Regions from separate parts of the Homo sapiens genome. Here region 2 is linked to region 1. A link is a loop called in an ENCODE intact Hi-C map of the cell type or tissue named here. Cell type or tissue: PC-3. All regions are shown on one strand.

Region 1 (8,000 bases):
GTTTGAGACCAGCCTGACCAATATGGAGAAACCCTGTCTCTACTAAAAAAATACAAAATTAGCCGGGCATGGTGGTACATGCCTGTAATCCCAGCTACTCGGGAGGCTGAGGCAGGAGAATCACTTGAACCCAGGAGGTGGAGGTTTCGGTGAGCTGAGAACATGCCATTACATTCCAGCCAGGGCAACAAGAGCAAAACTCCATCTCAAAAAAAAAAAAAAAAAAAGTATATAGCAGGTTGTGGATGTGTTATAGGCAAATAGCACACTATTTGAACATCTGGATTTTGGTACCCAGGAGGGTCATGGAACCAATCCCCCATGGATACTAAGGGACCACTATATTTAACTGGTAATCAGAAGATAAAATGAAATAGCAAGAAGTGAGCATATTATGGTTATAGTTCTTCACTTATTCACTACTGCATATATAATACCAGCAGTGAGTGTTATTCACTGGCACTATTAAGAGGTTTGACGCTAAACACCACCTCTGGCATGATGTTCATCATCCTCCTAAGCTTCTCCATTGTAATGGCCCATCTTTGCTGATACCTGTCAATGTCCACTAGATGTACTTGATCCATTTCAAGTACCAACAGAAATCTTGGTCTGTATAGTTATGTGTATTAAGTGGAACTCATTGTGATGCTTCTGCATTTACCCTATTGCTTCGACTTTTATTTGAAGATGCATAATACATAATTTAGCTATGGCATCAGTAACATAAATGATCATATTTATAGTTTATATATCATATAACTAATGTTATACAATATAGTACATATATAACATATGTAGATCATATATAGTTACATATATATAGAAAACTTGTCGATCAGTCCTCGTTACATTCTTTTTTCCTTCTTTTTAGGCCATCCTGAGCCCCTAAGTAGTGACTTACAGAGCTGGGTTAAACTTAACTTAGAACTTAAAGTGATGAGATCTTTACATGGAGGAGAAGTAATCTGCATGTACAATATGGGAAGGTATTCCTTAGGTATGTTACAGGTTCACTTTAAACCATTTGATTTATGCTCCAAAGTATCTGTACTTAATGCTGGGAGTATAGCAAACTGTGATAAATACCTTTAATTGTATATTTTAAAGTCAGCATATGGTCACATGCTTACATTTAAATATCAGCATTTAAGCAATTCTTGAAATATATGAATGTCTCCTTAGTATACTGATTACAAAGCATTTTCAACATTTGTCACTACAGGCATTTTCTCCCTAGGTCAAAGAATTGGCTTTTCACTAATTAAAATATGTAACTTTTCATTTTAAATAGTTAAAATTAGTAATACAAAAATATTATTTGGCTGTTTAAAAAAAGAACTCGTGTGATTAGATTGAACCCATGCAGACAATCCAGGATAATCCCCCTATTTTAAGGTCTTTAACCTTAATTACATCTGCAAAATCCCTTTGCCAGGTAAGGTAACACATGTACAGGTTCCAGAGACTCGGGTGCAAACATCTTTAGGAAGTCATTCTTTCTACCACAGTATGAAAAAAAAAGTAAAGTATTTCATTAATGATAACTATATTGATTACATGTTGAAATAATATTTTTGATATATTAAGTTGAATGAAATATATCATTAAAATTAATTTCATCTGTTTCTTAAGTTTTTGAATAAGCTCCTAGAACATTTTAGATTATATATGTGGCTTACATTTGTGTCTTACATTGCATTTCTATTGGCCAGCACTTGTCTAGACCTAGAGAGAGGTCAAATCCTCTTTACCACCCTCGGAGTTTTTGATATTTGGTCTGTGGACCCACTCCTTCCATGAGAAATGCTTCCCTTACAATCAGTCGTGGCCTTACACTTTTAGGTCTCTCATGACTAAACACAGCATTGCACAATACAGAAACCACAATTTTCATACAAGAGATACCCAAATACAGTGATGGAGCATGGAGATGTGGGTACAGGGGCATATTTCCTTATAATAAAATGAACCTTGTTCAACTTGATAGCCCTAGCGATTACTGACCTCGCTCAATGAGAGCAGAGACTTCTTCTATTCATCTTCTGGTTTCCAGTGGTAGCACATAGAAGGACCCTTTTCTTTCCTTTTTTAAATTTTTTGAGATGGCATCCTGTTCTGTTGCCCAGGCTGGAGTGTGGTACAATCATAGCACACTGCAGCCTTGACCTCCTGGGCTCAAGCAACCCTCCCACCTCAGCCTCCTGAGTAGCTGGGACTACAGGCATGTGACACCAAGCCCATATATATTTTTTAATTTTTTTGAAGAGATGGGATCTCTCCATGCTGCCCAGGCTGGCCTCAAACTCGTGGACTCAAGCAGTCCTTCTGCCTCAGCCTCCGAAAGTGCTGGGATTACAAGTGTGAGCCACTGTGCCTGGACTGAAGGGCCCTTTCAATGAATATTTACTAAACCAATTGAAAGTCAGCAATTGGCTGGTTAAAAGAAAAAAAGATAGATTTTGGAAAGTAAGTCAGCTGCCCTCAATTTCTTCATAATGACAAACATTTCTATATTTTACTGAGAGGGCAGTCTCCATTTGAAGCTGTAAAGTAAATAATATTTCTTATATTTTGGAGACAGAGCCTTGCTCTGCTGCTCAGGCTGCAGTGCAGTGGTGTGATCATGGATGACTGTAACCTCAAACTCCTGGGCTCAAGGGATCCTCCTGGCTCAGCCTCCAGAGTGGGTGAGACTACAGGCATACACTACCCTGCCCAGCTAATTTTTTTTTTTTTTCTAATTTTTTGTGGAGAAGGGGTCTCGTTATGTTGCCCAGGCTGATCTCAAACTCTTGGCCTCAAGTGATCCTTCCACCTTCTCCTCCCAAATTGCTGGGATTATAGACATAAGCTAGCATCACTGGCCCAAATAATATTTAATGGTTACATCTTTATGAGACAAGAGAGTATGCTGATGTTCAGGAAAAAAAATATATTCTTTACCAAATGAACACTCTAATTAACCAAATGTTTTCATTGCTGTGTACTTTATTTGGCATAGATGACTAAGCTAAACCAATAAATCTGTGACTGTTTTCAAAACTGTATTTCAAATAGATTTTTTGGGTGTACCATTATGTCTAGTGTTTAGTTTTATTTGTTTAATTTACCACAATACCAAAATGTTTCTTAAAATGTTAGACCACACCCACCCACCTCCACACTTCACCTAGCAGAAAATCCAGGTCATCTGTAGAAGTTGAAAAGCAACACAAAAAAGCTCATGCACCTTCATCTAATCCTCCAACCCTGGGCAAGGTAAAAGCTCTTTCCAGAGCATTGCATCCCAGTTTTTGGAACCGTACCTGCTCCCAACCCCAGGTGTGACCCTGTAGCAGGTAGGCAAAATTACTGTGACAATCTCACAATCCATCAGCTACAGAGCAAAGGATCCTCTGAGGAGAAGTTAGGATTGCTGAGAAAGCACAGGCTGCTGAGCATTCCTCTCCTGCCAGACATAAACCTGATGCAAGACAGAATTATGAGAAACCAGATTCAGCTCACCCATCCTCCTTCTCAGTCATCTTCCAGGCACAAAAGAAAGACTGAATACCAATCAAAAGATAATATAAATAAACCTTTTAAATAAAGTTTACTAATTGAAAGGACTAATAGATGGAGTGATGCATTCTTCAAAATCTATTGTCATGCTTTTGTGGACTTTATTGCTTATCAGCATTTTTCCCCTCAAGAAAAAAAAACAGAACAGCAACATTTGTTCAGAAAAAAAACAAACCATGTTTCTTCCTTTCTTATTACTTTTATTGTTTGAGGTTTCTTTTAGACTATAATGTGGCATTGTGATTTTAAGATGGGAAAAAAAAATCTCTTGTCTTTCAAACATAGGAATGTGATTGTATGCTATTGTTGCCAACAATGAGCTAAAGAGGTTAATGGATCACATATCTGGCAAACAGCCATCTTTCCTCCTGCTCAATATATTACACAGTATACATTTTATTGTTGCTGCTGAGCATATGATTTTGTCTGAGTAGTTGGTAAATAAGTTTAGACTTAACTGGTCTCTTTCTAAAACTCAACAGCTTTGTCATTCAGGCTATATCCTGAGATTTAAAAAGTGCAGTTTCGGTTCTTAGCTCATGACCTTTTGAGGTGATGGTAAGAGTGGTGGGAGGAAGGAGGTGGGGCGGGCTGTTGAATGAGAATCTAGAAATATTGTGCCTTGTAAATTGCATCCGACCTTTCATTTTCAGATTGCCTAAATTAACAGAGTGAAATTACCATAATAAAAAGGAATGGGTACTGGAGAAAGTACAGCAATTCTTTCTAGTGTTGTTTCCCAGATTCCTTCCAAAATACCTCTAATTAAATGGACCAACTCTCTCCACTGACCTCAGGTTGACACAAATTTGCATTCTGCGACTGTCATTTGAAAACAGACAAGCCGTCATAAGCAATAATGCTGTGATTTCTTGCCTAAAGGACTTTTCTGTGTACTGCATTTGTACTATGAAATGTAAGCAAGAGACTTAATGCCTCTACAGATAAAAAGGGAGGAAAGATTTTCATTTTTAGGGAACCCCAGAGGGAAAAAGTTTATCAATGAGAAATACAATGTTCTGGATAATTTTGGTTGGGTAGGAATGTATGTTGAGGGAGGGGACTAGAGTTGGGAGAGAGGAAGCAACACATCAGTCTCCTTGGAGCAGTAGAGTCCTTTCAGTCCGGTAAAGAGCACAGTAAGTAGCAGGTAGAATCAGCTCCTGGCCTGTTGTTTTGCTGGGGGCAAAGGGTTGGAGGAACACAGACTAAATTGGGAAGGCTAGTGTGCCTCTCGGCTTTTGGACTTGGGACCTGAAAGAAGGCTGAGTCCTGAGCTCCGCTTCCCAGCTAGGCGGTGATCGCCCCCTGTGACTCCGGATGCACACAGCAGCCCCAAGCACGCCGCGGCCGCCGCCCGACCCTTCACCGCCTCCGGCTCTCCCGCCTGGCACTCTGGAGCCACACACACCAGCTTCCTGGACACCTGTGTGCCCCAAGCTCTGGGTCTAGGCATCCCCCTCACCCCAGAGAGACCGGTCTCAGCGCCTCAGCAATTGGGTCCCTCCGACCTCTGTGTCCCCGAGTTCTGCCACCCTGGTCACCTCCGCAGGTTCCCCAAGCTGCGACCTCAGTCCAACTGGGAGCCCTGCGCGCCCACCCGGCAGCCCCACTGCGCTGCTCGCCCGCGGTTCCAGCGCCTGGGTGGGACGCGCAGTGGCTCAGCTGCGGGACCTCCGCCTCCGGGTAAATCCTCCTCCTCCCCTTTCTCCGCCTAAGGCCCTGCCCTCCCCCTGCAGCAAGCCGCTCCGGTGCGTGCGCCCGTCTCTCCGCCGAAGACACCTGCGCTTCCTTCCCCACCCTCCTCCTCCTCCCTTTCGCTGCGGTTTCTCCGCTGCCTTTGGGAGCTCGGGAGCGGCAGCTGGAGGAGGAGCACGGGGAGGAGGGGAAGGCGAGGAGGAGTAGGGGCGGGGTGGGTGGGGAGAGAGCCGGGAGGGTGTGGACTGGCAGCCACTCTGCAGCTGGTCGCCAGGGACCCGGTCCCTCCTGCGCGCCCAAGTGATGGAGGGGAAGAGATTCGCTTAGACACACACACGCGCACACAGCTGGGCACGTCTCCGGGAGGCAGCTGCCGGCTCGGGCGCTCTGGGGGCCGGGCGGCGGCCGTGACAGCGCCAGCCGCGGGGAGCGGGGCGCCCGCACAGCTTGGCACCGGAGGCTCGAGGACGCAGGAAGGGAAGATCCCAGTCACACTGAGTGTTGCTCTTTTGGGCGGATTGGGAGGGAGCGGGCTGCCCGAGGAGCTGTCACCGAGGACGCCCGAAGTCTCGCCCTCTGCGCGCAGGGTCCGGGGCTGCGCCGGTGCCCTCGTGGGGCAAGGAGGATGCGCACCTCCCCCCGCAGAGCGGCTGCGGTCTCCGGCACTGCGCGGACTCCGGCTCCTGCGGCCGCCCGTGCCGTGCCCGCGCCACGGGAGCGCGCCCTGCCGCACCTGGTTCCAGCCTCTCGGGGAAGTGCAGGAAACGCGCCCTAAACTCCACTACTTCTCGCCCGCCTGCCCCCCCGCCCGGCTCCCCGCCTCAGACCTCGCCGCCGCCGCCGCCGCCGCCGCCGCCTGCGTGTGGGGCCCGCTCGCGTCTTACTCACACGCGCCACGCACAGCCCTGTTGGTTTGCTCTCATTCACGCCGACTCGCTCTCCGCCGAGCCTAGCCCGGGCATCCGAAACTACTGGACCAACTGCCGTCCGGACCGCAGCAGCGGCCGGGTGACCCCCACGCGACCCGCCGCCGACCCCCGCGCCCTGAGGCTCCCGCCCGCGCCGCCACCGCCGGGGACCACGGTGAGCAAGGCGCGCTGCCCGCCTCGCGCGGGGGAGGGGCTTTGAGACCTCTAGATTTGGGGGGAAATGAGAAGGGGCAAATCGCCAAAGGGAAGCATCCGGGTGATGCCAGCAAAAAAGCACTTTGTGGGGTTCGGTTCTCCTGGGCGCTGCCTGGGGAAGACTTTTGAGAGGTTTGCTTAGGACCAGAGGTTAAACTAGTGCGAGATGAGAAACGGCGGGGGCAATTCCTGGGGTAAAATTAGACAGAAGGTGTCAGTCAGCCTGCCTGTCTGTTTCTCTCTCAGTCTCTCCCAGAGCGCTGGGTAGCGCTCTCTTTGAGGGAGAAAGGGAACACGCGTTTACTGCGCTCGCCAGAGTTTAGGGGTTCGCGTTCGGTCACTTCTGGGGTGGCTGTGGAGCTGTTTGGAGCGCGAGGGCAGCTTTGGGACAGTGGGGGCCTGCGAGGCCCCAGCAGAGGACAGGCAGAGGGCAGGCAAAGAACAGGCAAAGGCTAAGTTAACATGTGGGTGGGGTTTTCTCTTCCCAGCTGGCCCCCCCCACACCCCTCACAGCCCCACTTTATGCATCTCTTCCCACCCAACACACACGCGCGCGCGCGCGCGGGATGGATGCAGTCGAAGGGTGGTCATACTGTTACTACAAACAAGTCTGAGAGGTCGCTGTCGCTACTCACTGGAGCGCTGAGACTCCTGCTCCTGTTACTTGGGCGACCACCTTGGTTTAGGGCAACCTGCAAGGAGCGTCCAGCTTAAGGTGGATGTCTTTACCTGGAGGTTCCAAGCGCCCAGCAAACAAACAACTCCGGAGTCACTTCACCTTGGTGGGTTTCCTCTACTCTTCCGCTTCCCTACTTCAGTGCTTCAGGGCACCCACCCAAGGGAGCTGATGCTCACATTCGTGGTCTACCCTGTCTTCACCCGGTGGGACTCACTCTCTCTCTCTCTCTCTCTCTCTCTCTCTCTCTCTCTCCCCCTCTCTCCCTATTCCCTCTCCCTCTCCCTCTCCCTCTCCCTCTCCCTCCCTCCCTCCCCTCTCTCCCCCTCTCCTCTCTGTCTCCGAATACGAATACCAGTTTCTTCTTAGAAAACACTGGGGAGAGATTTAATATTTGCAAAGTGCTTTATGTCATATTACTTCGTGGATACATTTAATAGCACTGTAACTCTTCTCTGATTTATGTAAACTTGGTCTGATAAATAGCATGCAGGGTCGGGTTGGGTGGGGGCGAAAGTGGGTGGGTGGGCCTTCTTTCTGTGCTAATGCTCCTTTCTAAACTGATTTGCTAGAAGTAATAAACAGCTGGTGCTTCTCAAAGGTTTTACTTAGTAGTTTCTACATATTTCAGAGCTTTAGACAAATTACACATTATAATTTATTTCAAATATATTAAGGTCTTTTCAAGAAAAAGTTGAAGATAATAAAAGGGGATTACAAATATGAATATCAAAAATGATTATTTTTTAAAAAAGGTTTTATTGCTATCAATTATGTTGCAATAGATTTTTGTTGTTGTCATTGTTACCTTGGGGTTTCCTCCTAGTGAAGTTTTTAAAGAAATGAAAACAATACTACTTACCTTCCTCTCTCTGTTTGGTCATTGCTCAAAGTAACTGCATGAGCATCAGGGCAGGCTTCTTAACTTCAGGAATATG
Region 2 (8,000 bases), 1.6 Mb before region 1:
TTCTGGTTATGGGTAGGTATTATTACTACACTACCCTGTTTTTACACACAGTTAATATAATGTTTTTATTTTTGGCAATAAAATCTATTTATTAAACTACGCTGACTAGATTAAAAAGGTGCTTTTTGGAATCAGAATTGCATTGTGTATTCTTTTGCTTTATAGACAATATTTATTTAAGGTCTGAGCTGACAGACACTGAGATTCTTATTAACTGAGGCAAACACCAAAGGCTTGGAATGATTAACACTTGGAATCAGGAGAAAGCACTAACTAGGCACCTAATTTGTGCCCACTGCTTTATATTTGCTTTTTCTTTAATGTCCCCACAACAATAGGGATTAAAATGATATAAGGATATAGGGACTAAAATAGATTAAACAACTTGCTCAAAGTTATGTAGTTAATGAAAGAATGAACAGGGATTTGAACTCAGCTCTAAGCGGGATCCCACTGTCTTAGTTCATTTAGCATTGCTATACAGAAATATCTGAGGCTGAGTAATTTATAAAGACAAGTGGTTTATGTGGCTCACAGTTCTGCAGGCTATACATGAAGCATGGTGCTGACATCTGTTCAGCTTCTGGTGAGGACCTCAGGCGGCTTCTGCTCATGGGGGAAAGCAAAGTGTGTGTGAAGATCACACGGCAAAAGAGGAAGCGAGAGAGAAGTGAGGTGCCAGGCTTTTTTTTCACCAACTAGCTCTTGCAGCAACTAATAGAGTGAAAGTCACTCTTGTGCCACACCCAGGGAGGACATTAATCTATTAATGAAGGATCTGCCTCCATGACCCAAACACCACCCACTAGGCCCCACCTCCAACATTAGGGATCCAATTTCAGCATGAGATTTTGAAGGGACACACACCCAAACAGTATCACCCATCCTTTTTTCATTACTCAGTTTTGCTTAGATTTTCATGGAGCTGATTATCTAGATGTCAAGTTGCTCAATTTTTTGACGTCCTATCAGCTTTGTGTTAGCAACCCATCCCAGGGAAAATAAAAAAAACGTGAAGCATAAAATTTATCAATCTTTTTACTTAGTATAGCTCTTATAAAAAGTTTTGCTGAAGAAGAAATTGAATCAAATGCCAAAAATTAGAAGCCTCATTAATAACTATGATTTTAATTTTTAAAATTCTCCCTCTGATGTAGAGCATTGGGACTCAAAAGCAGGTGTCATTGTGTAAAACCTGTGCATCAAAAGTCAACATATTAAGGGAATGGCATTTTAAAAATTCTGTCTTATGCTATTGTAAACTGTGATTGGCACAGTTTTATAAACCACATATATTAATTTATTAAATATTCTAAAGTATTTAGTTCACATTACAATGTTTTTTTAAAAAGAAATTTTCTTTATTAAATGAGCTGCTGTCCCAGTTAACAATTAACTTCTGGAAAATATTTTAAAATATCATTTTAAGTCGAGAAGACCACTGCCATTAATGGATAAGTTTAATTTGGGGTCTATGTAGTCTTTTGGGGGTCAGGTATTTTGGGCTGAATTTCACACCTCAAAATACATGTTCATGTTCTCAGCCTTGGCACCTGCTCATGCCTTTATTTGGAAATAGGGTTTTTACACATGTAATCAAATTAAGATGAGGCCACACTGGATTAGGGTGGGCCTTAATCTAATGACTGATGTTCTTATCAGGAAAGGGAAATTTGGACAAAGACACACTTAGAGGAGAATGCCATATGAAGATGATGACAGAAATTAGATGATGGGTCTCCAGGCCAAGGGATGTCAAGAATTGCCAGCAACCACCAGAAGCTATAAGAGAAGCATGGAACAGATTCTCCCTGAAAGCTTCAAGTAGAACCCAATCCTGTTGACATCATGATTTAAGACTTCTAGCCCTAGAAGTGTGAGAGAATACATTTCTGTTATTTCATGCCACCCAGCATGTGGTACTTTGTTCTGGCAGCCCTAGGAAACAAATACCAATACAAAAAATAATCAACCACAGAAAGTACATCTTTCTCTTCTAGTGGGAATTTCTTTTCTTCCAGGTTACACGTTTTCCCTGTGGATACTGATAGACTCCTAAAAGACAACAACTGAACAATATATGTATATTCCTTAAAAAAATTTTTTTGAAGGCAAACATTTTCAAGTATAAAGTCACATCAAATTTCATGGTTCTGAGTCTAACTGGAATACATTTTTATTTAGTAATGGCAAAGAAAGATTTCTGGTTCAAGATCAAAGGATTTGAACAATTCCTATAGATTCTTGGGCTTCCAATGACATCTTCACAATAATATGCAGCAGATGTGCTGCTGTTATGAACCAATGTGTCATCATCCTATCTCCGAGAAAAAAAAAAAACAAAAAAAACACAGGACTGTGTTTGGGAAAGGGGGGATGGGCAAGGACTAGCAAGGAGACACACTCATTTTGAAAAGTTTCTGGGTGCCTGCACTAAACTAGCTTCACTCTCATTTTGTCACTAATAACTGGGAGAAAAACCCTTTCACTTTAATATTTGTTAAAGAAAAAACTACTAGATAAAACTCAAGATACCTATTAAAAAGGAGAAACTCATCAAACATTAAAAAAAATACCAATTGGGTACTATACACTTGGTGCTTTTGCATAAGTAAGTGATCTTGTAAATCCTTTAGTACACTCTGAGGTAAAACAATCACGGATTATTTCCCCTATATTTTTCAGCCAAGGAAACAGCATCAAGGATGATTTTTTTTTACTCCATCAACGCCACACAACTTGTCATTTGCAGAGTTATGATCCAAACCTCTAAATCAAGTCTTCTGACTCAAGAGGAATAACCAGTTGCCTCTCATGCTAAACTGCACTGCACTAACAGTGGGCAGAACTTCTGCCCACTAATCTGGAATATGAAATATATTATGAAACACATCCAGGTTAAAATAAAACTCAGTAAAAGGGATGCAAAAATTGTTTCCTTCTTGGGAACGAGAAAATTGATATTGAAGAGTCAAATCCGGTTTTGGTAATTCAGACATCTATTTGTATTAAGTTGACCAATTTACAAAAAAATAGTTTTGAAATCCTGAACCTATATTCACTAAGAAAAGTAGAAATGACGACAGACATTTAAAATGAACAGACATGCAGTGGGTTTTGATATTAATCTGCAGTTTTTACTTGGGAAGGGGCTGCCGATAATGCTTCATTCATGCTGATAGCTTTGTAGCTGGTCCTGTGGGATCCTGCACAGTGTGCCCCAGAGAAATCTCGTTCTGAGAGTGTGGTCTGCGCTGCTCCAGAACGCTTTGCTAAATATCTGCGTTAAGTTTTTCAATGGCCCAAACTATAGACAATTAAGTTCTGGGTCTTAACCCATTGACTCCCACAATGATGGCATAATATTGGACTTGCTCATGGATCATGTCGCAAATTGTGTAGGAACATGTTCACAAATGGCCTTCAATCCGCTATCTGAGATAGAACTATTTATAGACCCTTATTTCTTTTTAGCTTGTTGGTGTATTCTCTAATCTACCGACCAAAGAAAACTCATCTGGAATTTTTGCTGTAGCAAAGATGTATTGACAAAGGAAAGATATCTTCCTTTTATTCTTTCTCTTTCTTATGCAGCCTTTTTGATTTAGCGGTGTTTATAACAAACTTTTCCTTGCTTTTACTTTAAATGTGTCTCTGCAGGAGGGATACTTCTGGTCATGGCAGTCAAGTTGTATTGTCAAAACCATCTCTGGGGACTCTGAGTGGGTCGTTACAGCTGAGGAGGAGTCTTCTTTTGCCATTCTGAGGTCAGTTTGCTTTTGTATATTTTTTATGATTCTAAGTTCATCTTAGATACTCAATTTCTGCTTTTTAATTCAGTCTTCATTGAGAACATATTAACCATTAAGTTATGTTTTTCTTATGAAATGTGCAAATTCTCAAAATGCCATATATTATAATTGAGGATAAAGTGGAAACTAAGAGCAATTTTTTCCTCCTCAAAATTACAGCATGGAGACTACCCACTAGAGGGTGTCATTGAGCTATTATGGTATGAAATGACCTGCTCCCACAGAGGGTTTGTTTCCTGGCAATTTTGCATCTTGAGTGGATAATGTGGATTGTCTAGTGGGTAAGGGAGAAAGCAGTGATGCTTCACAGATTCCTAAGGTTCTATGTGTCCAAATGGATAAAAAGAAAGAAAGAATATGTATGTATATAAATTTGATAAACACAACATAAATCGTTGCTCACAAACAGGCACACATAAGTACACCTTAAAACAAAACTCCACAATGACCTAAAGATTACTGCCTTTAGCAGAAATATTATTTTTTTCCAGCATTCAATAAAGTGAAGACCTATAGTGCTGCTTTTGGTCACACAGATTAGTGTGTTTTTTTAACCGGAAGATTCATGGGACAAAACATTTCCCTTAGCTTTACTGGGTTTTACTTGCCATTACCCCTGAATATGAGATTGGGCTAAACATTCCAATCTAGATGAACCACAGTGTAAAATCAGATCAACACCCACAGGACTCCAAGATACCTACAAGCATTACCATTTGCTCTTTAAATGTTCACATTTAAGATGCTGGTTTGTTATTCTTTTGATCTTTGGGGGTTGTTAACTTTATAATATTTCAGCGTGTCAATACAATTTTGTAGTTGCTAGCCTGAGCCCTTTTAAATATTTTAGCATGCATCTTTTCATTAGGTTTTCAAATAAAATCAAATCAGTGGTGTCCTTCTTAATGTTGAAAGACTGTCATTAAAAAATAATCCAAGTTCTTTTACCTTTGTTTATAAAGGTTATTTTCAAATTCTTTATCAATTAAATTTTCTAATGTTCCATTTCCGTATTGTCCATTTCTTGGCTTGAGCTGTCATAGCAAATTAATTAATGGCACAGTCTTTCTGATTGGTTATTGTACATTTTATTTAAGAAACTCAGAAGTATTTAATTGGCCTGGAATGTGGCCATTTGAATCAAGCTGTTCAGGTGCATGCCTTTGCTTGTTCCTACTTTCACCATGAAGAGACATCTATTAAATACCAAGTTTGACCTTAGAGAAAATAGTGAAATTGATGTCCCTCAATTATCCCTTCAGTTAGTTTCAAGTGTTTAGAATTTTCCTATCTTCCCTGGCTTTCAAGGAACTCTCTTTTATAATTCCTTTCTCTTAAATCCTCTTAACTATTACCACTCACAGGTTAGTAATAGTTTTAATTAACTTCTTATTGAAGATTACTTAAAATAATGTTCTCTCTTGTCTATGGCTTTAGTTACCATATATATTCTGATTAGTCTTATATATACCAATTCAATATACCAGTTCAGTGATTCTCAAATATTTTTTTCTTAGTAACTCTTTACACTTCTAAAAACTATTGAGAACACATCAAGAGTTTTTAATTATGTGGTCATATCTATTGATACTTATTGCATTAAATATAGAAAGGTTCTAGAACATTTACTAATTAATTTAAAAGATCCACTACTTATCCATTAAAGTAATAGATCCATTACTTACCAATGTAAAAGTACTAATATTACCTACTAACATAAGTAATATGTTTTTAATGAAAAATAACTATGTTCCCAAACTAAAAAAATTAGTGACAAAAATGACACTGTTTTGCATTTTTGCAACTCTCTTATGCCTGGCTTTATAGAAGACAGGTAGATTCTCATCTGCCTCTGCATTCAATCTGTTGTGATATTCTGTTTTGGTTGAAGTATATAAAGACAATTTGGCCTCACACAGATATATAGTTGGTAAGAGAGGTGTATTAGTCTTTTCATGTGACTATGAATATTCTTCTTTGATACTATACCAAATATCAATGAGGTAGTTTCAAAAAAAGCAATTGCAAGGTAGAATCCAAAACTGTAGTAAATAACTTCTCATACTTTATTGCATTAAAATCCACTGGTCTACCTTGCACTTTGAATGGATCTTTTACCCAGGCATGATATTACAACATCGCGTATTTGTTATTTGGAAAAATATTGATTTCTTGGGTTACACATTTTCCAAATGTTGATAGTTTTTATTATACAACATCAAAACAAACCAACCAATCACATTTGAAACATCATCGCCTATCTTCTCAGGAAAGCCTTAAAGTGTTTGAAAGCTGCCAGGCTCCCAGTAGTAGATGCTACTGCCTATACGTGTGCTAAGGCACCAGTAGTATTATCCACCATTGTTTTCACATCGTCAGTGCAAATACCAACAGAACAAAAAAAGGCAAATATGTTCACGTCTTAGTGATGTTATTTAAATAGTTTTGACCTCATGAGTTTCTCAAAAGGGTATCAGGGAATACTCCCGGTCTGTGCACCACACTTTAAAAAGTCCTGTACTAATTAAAAACCTTTCTTGAACCCTAGATCAATATATTCAGTGGTCTACTAGGTGTGCTATAGGCACTGTCAACTCAAGAATCTTGACTGGATAATAGTCACATTTCTTTCCTTCCTCCAAGCTGCTTCTCTTTCGTATTTCATCTCAGACACCTTCATTTTCTAAGCCACTCAAGTCAGAAACCTGTGAGTCACTCCTGAGTTTTATTTACCCTTGACCTCTTTTGACTAATTACTAAGTTCAATCTCTTAAATATACTTCTTCCTGCCCAGCTTTGTCAAGATTGAGTTCAAGTTCAGTATCTCCGACAACTGCCTGTAACTAGTCTTCCCCATCACTCCCTTGCCCAAATCTCCCTCTTTTATTCACAATGCACATGCCTTCTAGATTTAGTTTATAAAGAACAATTCTAGATAATGCAAAAGTAGAATTAGAGCCTCTATGACATACAGCCCTGGCCTCATTTCCTTCCTCTGTCACTTCTCCAGCTGAGTGACCTTGGCAAGTCGCTCAGGCTGTCTGTGCTAGAGTATCTTCATTGTAAAATAATTTTTAATTAAAAAATATTTACTGCATTTGGCTGTAAATATAGACGGATCACGCAGCCTGGCATTTAGCAAGTTCTTAATATATGTTTATCATTGTTTTTGGTCAATTATCTCCCTGCAAACCCTCACCATTTTATTATAAGCATTAGCTGATGTGTTAGAATTATTGTCTTTAACTTATTCTTCATTTTATTCTCAGGGCATATCAGAATATCTGAAACATAGTTAATACTTAATGAAACATAGTTGAATACAGAAAAGATATGGATTATCTATAAATGCAGACTTTCTTAGTTTTATTACTGTTCACATTTCTAAGTCATGTGTCTTAATTCTTGAAGATTCTACTAATTATCAGGCAAAAATATACCATAATAGTTTAACATATATTGCCCTAAAAGAATTAGTTTGTGAACATGTTGCCCTCAGTTGGCAACATATCTAAGACCATTAGAAAAAAACACGTTTCTTCTGATGTCCTAAAAGAGCAGCAGTTTTAACTTACCTGTGGGTAAAATTGATGAACAGTGAGGAAATTCCCCAAAATTCCTAAAAGTATTCACAGTATTCTGTGAATGTCACCTATGCATTTTTTTGGTGGTGGGGTTATGGAGAGGATCTATGTCTTTTATCAGATTCTCAAAAGAGGTCTGTGACCCAGACAAGCAACAACCACCGTTATAGAAGATGTCAGGGAATATAGGACCAGGTTCCAGATTGCCTAGGGAACATAGTACTATAATACCAGATTGTCAGGTTCCATGACAGATTCAGTCAGATGTATTTTCCAGTGGGGAAGATTTTTAGAACATGCCAAATCACACAATAAAGGCAATTGTCCCAGACTTAGGATTGAACTTTCAAAATAAATTATCTGAAGTCCATGACCTTAAACCCAAGTACCTGACCCCTGCACAAGAGCCAATAAATAACATCATTAACTCACAGTGCCGACTATATTCATGTTTCTTCCATGTCCCTTTGGGCTTGTCGCCCGCTCTGCTGTGGCTTACACAGAGCCTGTGATGATCACAGCCCTGGGTTTAGTTTCTTTGGTGTAAATCTCCTGAATTTTTCTTTCATTTTTTACATGTTCTCAATGTGGTGTCTTTTATTTT

Evidence for each region. A loop is a pair of places that touch in the nucleus more often than their neighbours do. Peaks named below come from ENCODE experiments on the same cell type or tissue, not always from the same donor. Only the 100,000 strongest peaks of a DNase experiment are listed, where the experiment ranks them.
Region 2: a loop joins it to region 1, with 4 times the contacts of the local background. A loop is called at or near these places in 2 of 110 quality-filtered maps.

Annotation. Positions count from the first base shown.
Region 1 is chr6:114,340,540-114,348,539 of GRCh38, reverse strand. HS3ST5 (heparan sulfate-glucosamine 3-sulfotransferase 5) reads left to right here and starts at 5,517. Exons shown (of 5, transcript NM_153612.4): 1 at 5,517-6,345. HDAC2-AS2 (HDAC2 and HS3ST5 antisense RNA 2) reads right to left here. Exons shown (of 10, transcript NR_125845.1): 10 at 7,811-8,000. LOC107986638 (a long non-coding RNA gene) reads right to left here and starts at 6,215. Exons shown (of 8, transcript XR_002956366.2): 1 at 6,151-6,215. In PC-3, a CTCF peak has its summit at 4,863; a DNase peak (open chromatin) is centred at 4,889; H3K4me3 peaks cover 3,826 bases; H3K27ac peaks cover 1,956 bases.
Region 2 is chr6:115,892,731-115,900,730 of GRCh38, reverse strand. No RefSeq gene overlaps it. Among named protein-coding and RNA genes, the nearest start is that of FRK, 160 kb to the left of the region's middle. In PC-3, CTCF peaks have their summits at 3,783 and 3,983 (motif pointing right); no DNase peak of the experiment used is centred here.